Regions from separate parts of the Homo sapiens genome. Here region 1 is linked to region 2. A link is an interaction called in ENCODE POLR2A ChIA-PET data of the cell type or tissue named here. Cell type or tissue: K562. All regions are shown on one strand. Links, peaks and the distances in the headings refer to the core of each region. The heading gives the core; the rest is flanking DNA. Region 1 overlaps GPBP1L1 (GC-rich promoter binding protein 1 like 1). Region 2 overlaps MAST2 (microtubule associated serine/threonine kinase 2).

Evidence for each region. ChIA-PET counts read pairs that join two places held together with the same protein. Peaks named below come from ENCODE experiments on the same cell type or tissue, not always from the same donor. Only the 100,000 strongest peaks of a DNase experiment are listed, where the experiment ranks them.
Region 1: POLR2A ChIA-PET joins it to region 2 with 5 read pairs; 3 of 35 experiments call an interaction of 5 or more read pairs at or near these places.

Annotation. Positions count from the first base shown.
Region 1 is chr1:45,681,716-45,684,637 of GRCh38, reverse strand. The region is part of intron 2 of GPBP1L1 (GC-rich promoter binding protein 1 like 1); the gene reads left to right. Among named protein-coding and RNA genes, the nearest start is that of GPBP1L1, 3.4 kb to the left of the region's middle. In K562, for the core only: no CTCF peak of the experiment used is centred there; no DNase peak of the experiment used is centred there.
Region 2 is chr1:45,953,277-45,956,198 of GRCh38, reverse strand. The region is part of intron 4 of MAST2 (microtubule associated serine/threonine kinase 2); the gene reads right to left. Among named protein-coding and RNA genes, the nearest start is that of MAST2, 150 kb to the right of the region's middle. In K562, for the core only: no CTCF peak of the experiment used is centred there; a DNase peak (open chromatin) is centred at 1,488.

The DNA.
Region 1 (2,922 bases), core at 317-2,816, 270 kb after region 2:
ATTCTGGATGGTGTCTTTATCAGAGCTCTTGATTTGTGGTGTGGGGGGAACTCTTGGGGAAACCTTTATTTTGAGCGAATTCAATTTACTAGATTGCTCATCAGTGGCTGTTAAAATGCTTAGCTGAGGAGGACACATTCAACCATTTAAATTTAGAATGATAAGAAATCTGGTGCACATTTCTGCTTGTAATTCATTTTTAATTTTGAGTTAAAGATAAGACACAATCGTGAATCATACTTCAGAAGATTGCATATCTTTATTTTATGGCTATAACTCTGATGTGCCAGGGACTGACTGCTGTTTAAAGTGCTTTGTATTTGTTACTTACTTTTTTTTCCTTCTTTTCTTTTCTTTTTCTTTTTTTTTTTTTTTTTTTGAGACGGAGTTTCGCTCTTGTTGCCCAGGCTGGAGTGCGGTGGCTTGATTTCTGTTCACTGCAACCTCCGCCTCCTGGGTTCAAGCGATTCACCTGTCTCAGCCTCCCGAGTAGCTGGTATTACAGGGGCTCACCACTACGCCTGGCTAATTTTTTGTATTTTTAGTAGAGATGGGTTTCACCATGTTGGCCAGGCTGGTCTTGAACTCCTGACCTCAGGTGATCCGCCTGCCTTGGCCTCCCAAAGTGCTGGGATTATAGTCATGAGCCACCGCCCCCGCCCGGCTTGTTGTTTACTTTTATAAGTATACTGGTTTATTTGTTTTGTTTTGTTTTTGATACGGGGTCTCACTCTGTCACCCAGATTGGAGTGCGGTGGCATGATTTCAGCTCACTGCAGCCTCCACCTCTCAGGCTTAAGCAGTCCTCCCACCTCAACCTCCCTAGTAGCTGGGACGACAGGTGCGTGCCACCGCACCCAGCTAATTTTTTTTTTTTTTTTTTTTTGTATTTTATTAGAGAGGAGGGGGAGGGTTCATCCTATTGCCAAGCTGGTCTCGAACTCAGGGACTCAAGCAATGGTCTCGAACTCAGGGACTCAAGCAATCTGCTCACTTTGGCCTCCCAAAGTGTTGGGATTACAGGCGTGAGCCACAGCGCCAGGTCTAAGTAGATACTGTTTTATACCCTATTTTGTAGTTGAGGAAAAGGAGTCCAGAGATTCATCCAGCTGGTAGGTAACAGTCTATATTCAGGCCGGGCGCGGTGGCTCACGCCTGTAATCCCAGCACTTTGGGAGGCCGAGGCGGGCGGATCACGAGGTCAGGAGATGGAGACCATCTTGGCTAACACTGTGAAACCCCGTCTCTACTAAAAATACAAAAAATTAGCTGGGCGTGGTGGTAGGCGCCTGTAGTGCCAGCTACTCGGGAGGCTGAGGCTGGAGAATGGCATGAATCCGGAAGGCAGAGCTTCCAGTGAGCCGAGATCTGCGCTCCAACCTGGGGACAGAGCGAGACTCCCTCTCAAAAAAAAAAAAAAAAAAAAAAAAAAAAGGCCTATATTCAAATTTAGGCAATCTAAGTTGTTGTGTTTAACTTGACTGTTATGGTCACTGCCTTTAAACATGAAAGTAAGACTGTTGGTCTAAAAGATGAAAGGCAGACAAAATTTTAAAGGATTCCAACTAAAAAAAAAAAAACTAATGGGAAAGGCAAATTTTGGTGTATTTATGGTTGTTCAGATAGATGAGGGGAAAAATAACATACCCCCTAAGTGGCTGTAGTTGCTGTTGTCTGGAATTTAATACGTGGTTGTGCTGTTAGAGACCTAATTGCCCAAGTTACTTCTAAATCAGACTTAGTGTTTCCTATTTCCCACTGAAATCTGCCTCAAACAGCCTATAATCAAACTTGGAAAATAGTTCAGTAAGAGGAACTGAACTTTTGTCCACAGGTATACTTTAACTGAGGTAGATATATTTCTAATGTTATGTAAATTGAATTTTTATAGGTGATTTCAAACGTGCTAGGCAAACATTTAAAAGAGCCTATTATTTTTCTTTACTAAGGCAAATAATTGATCTGTTAGCTGAATCATTTTTCAGCTAAAACAGCTCAATCATTTATTTTTGTTAAGAAACTAGGGATTGGGAGTATCTAGATGACCATAAAACAAAGAACTTTACGGTTTAACAGATAATACTTAATAGTTGGAGGATAACATAAAAAGCAATTACTCTTAAAGGAGTTGATTTTAACAAAGTCATTAAGTTCACCTTCCTTTTCTAAGATAAAAACCACTTTGCCTTTTGTTAACCAGAGGTCAGCCTAGAGAATCACCAGAATGAACAAAGTTTTAGTACCCTTTTCTGAGCAGTAGGTCTATTTGTGTGGAGTAAGTTTTTTCCCCCAGAAAAATCTCATTTGGTTAAGTTTAGCTATACTTTAAATTGAGCTTGCAAACTCTGTTTCTGCTTAAGTTTAAAAGTTTGGTATATAAAAAAGTTATTGTCTGAATTATTGCTATCTTTAAAGTTTATAAGTATATAGAAAAGTTGGTTTTGGGGCTGTTTAGTTAATTTGAAAGTAGAGCTTTTCCAGTTTTTGTGCTGTTAGTAAATTTTTCTACTTTTTAATTCGTCTTACCATGTATGGCAGGAAGGGCAATAGGAACCATTTATTGTGGGCTTCATAAACTCAGATGCTGTAATAGAGTCAATTATGTAATCTTATTATTCCTTACTATTTAAAGAAGTAGATATTAACCCTTCTACAAGAGATATACAGAGGTTCCAAGAAGTTAAGTAATTTCGGTAACATAGAGATGGAGATTTGGGCCGCTTTCTGTGATTCCAAAGCATAGTTTCCACCATAGCACACAGAGAAATGGCATAGTATGGTAATCAGTGGTTGGCTTTGTAGCCAGACCATTTGGGTTCGAATCTCAGCTTTGCTGCTTACAGCTTTGTGACTTTGAGTGAATTATTTAAATGAGACTGTTTGCCTGTTTCTTCATCTGTTAAATAGGAACAATAATAGTAC
Region 2 (2,922 bases), core at 142-2,641:
TAGAACCACTAAAAAAATAAAATTTGAATTTGACCCACCACAATTAAGAAATTTCACTGGTGGGACTCACAAGGACAAATTGTTTAGTTGATCCAATTCCATTTATATAAAATTATAGAAAATGCTAACTAATCTATAGTGACAGACTGCAGATTAGTAGTTGCCCAATGAGAAGCAAGGAATGGATTATAGATAGTCATGAGGAAACTTCTGAGAGTTATAGATCTGTTCATTATCTTCATGTTCATTATCACAGTCATACAATCTATTATATTCCAATCATACCTCAATAAAACTATACAAAAATTTTAAAATGTAAGCAACATCATGTCCCTCTTCCATTTAAAATTCTCCTTGTCTCACTGAGAGAAAAAGCCAGTTCTGATGATGGCCTACAAGGCATTATATGGTCTGGATTCTCCATGACCTCTCTCCCTCCTGCTCACTCTCCAGCCACACCGGCCTCCTCGCCTTTCTTAGAAAATGCCAAGCGAGCCACCCATCTCAGGGCCTTTACAATTGGGATTTCCTTTGCCTATGTTTCTCCCAGGTTGCCTCAAGGCTTGCTCCCCTCTTCCTTCAGGTCTTTGCTCAAGTACAATCTTCTGGGTGAATTTTCCCCGATCATTCTATTTAAAATTGCAAACCCTCCCAAACTCTCTATCCCCCTTTCTTGATATATTTTTCTCCTAGCACTTATCATCATCTAACACACTACAGTCAGCATGTGGGTTCCACATCCATGGATTCAACCAACTATGGGTGGAAAATATTTTTTAAAACTTTTAAAATAATATAAATTTTAAAAATATAGTATAACAGCTATTTGCAGGGATTTGCTTTGTATTAGATATTATAAATAATCTAGAGATGATTTAAAGTATACAGGAAGATGTGTATAGGTTATATGCGAATATTATGTATGCTCTTTTATATAAGAGACTTGGGCATCTGCAGATTTTGGTATCCGTGTGGGTCCTGGAACTAATCCCCAATATATATATGATGGTATATATTTTGCACATTCATTTTGTTGTCTCTCTTCTCATCAGAAATTAAACTGTATGAGGGCAGGGGCTTTTGTATGCTTTGTGTACTGCTGCACTCCTCAATACCTAGAACGCTGCCTGGCACACAGTAGGCTCTCAATAAGTATTTGTTAAATGAATGGATGAGTATGATTTGTTACAAGGATTAAAATAAAGAAGATACATGTATACCTGGCCTATGAAAGGTAAATCAAACTGTTATATCTAAATCCTTGTGTCTGAAAGTGAAAATGTCTTGAAACTTCAGGGACGGATAATTAATTCCAGCTTCATTTGCCTTAACCTTATTTAAAATTTAAAATAAAAGCCAAAACACTAAAGATCGTATTTCCAGGCCACATGCCTTTTTATAAAGGTACACATAATCTCACTTGGCAAATCTTTAACAGCTGCCAGGGGAAAAAAAGGTCAGACACTCTGCTACAGATACCATGACTCAGCTGAGATCCACAACAAGGAACTGGCTAATTTTTCCATTTCAACAGGCTCTGGCCATTTCCCCAGGATCCTAAGAAGATAAAGGGCAAGTCTTAATTCTTTCATTCCAGTAAGATGAAGTACTGGATATCTGCAGAGTTGGGTACACTAACTCTCAGCGGACGGGTGGTAGCCTGGAAGCCCCCGGAGCTACCTCATGCAAAGACTGGTGTTAAATCATCCCAGTCACTTGGCTACTTGGAGTGAGACTTGGCATTTCAATTTCTTACATACCTCGCCATGGTCATCTCAGTCAACAGCAAGAACAAGGGCTAAGGCATATCGTGCATTCTCTGTGACAATGTTGAATTGTAACCACATTTGGAGAGTAGTAGATCGTTTCTAGCCTTCAAAAACCCCTCCCTCCAGCAACTAGCAGGCACTCGGAAAATCTGACCCCTGCAAGAGCTGCTGTAAATTTACTTAGGAAGCCTGCTTCCCACTGTGAAGCAACAAAGGGTATGGAATAAGATGTCTGGTTGCAGATCCCTTAGGTCTCTCCAGTCTCCAAATCTCAGAGGTCTAGCTGCTCCTAGGAACTTGAGCACTCCGTGACTGGATAGTACTTGGCAGGCACCTTTTAGAATTTAGAATGAGGAAAAGATCACTTCTGTTTCAGTAAGTGTAAACAATATAAAGAAGAATGTGGAGCTGGTTACAGTCAAGCACTTCCAGATGCTATAATATTTCAGAGTAACAACCAAGATGTCCTGGTTAAGATGGGGAAGTGAGAGTGGGAAAAAAATACATATTCCCTCCCCAATAAAGGGAGATATTATTACGTATCCATTATATTATTATTGATATATTATTTATTGCTTACCTGGATTTCAATACCCTCCTAACTAGTCTCTCTGGTTTACTCTTGTCTTCTACCCTAATCTGTTCTTAATATGAGCAAGCCACAGTGATTCTTTTAAAGCACACATCTGATTATTTCATTCCTCTGCTCAAAACCTTCCACAGGCTGCTAATTTTGCACAGGCACTTCTAGCTACTAGGACCAGCGTTAACTGTTCCCTTTACTTGCAATGTCCTTCCTTCAACTACACAATGGCAAAATCCCTCACTCCTTCAAGGCTTTATTCTAATGTCACCTTCCCAATTTTCTGTTTTCCTGAATCCCCTTTGGTCTACCTTTTTTCCCAATAGCATTTGTCATCTTCTAACATACTACATAAACTATGTTTACTGTCTGTTTCTTCTTTTCTAGAGTGAGCTCTAAGAGGTATCCCAATCACCTAGAAATAGTACACAGGGCATAGGAGGTTTTCGACAAGTGTTTATTGAACAAATGAATGTATTTCCACAGAAGCAGGTAGTCAGAATTCCCCGCAAGGGCAGCAGGCATCAGAGGAACTAGGAGAAAAGTCTTTGCTCTAAGGTAAAGTTTTCC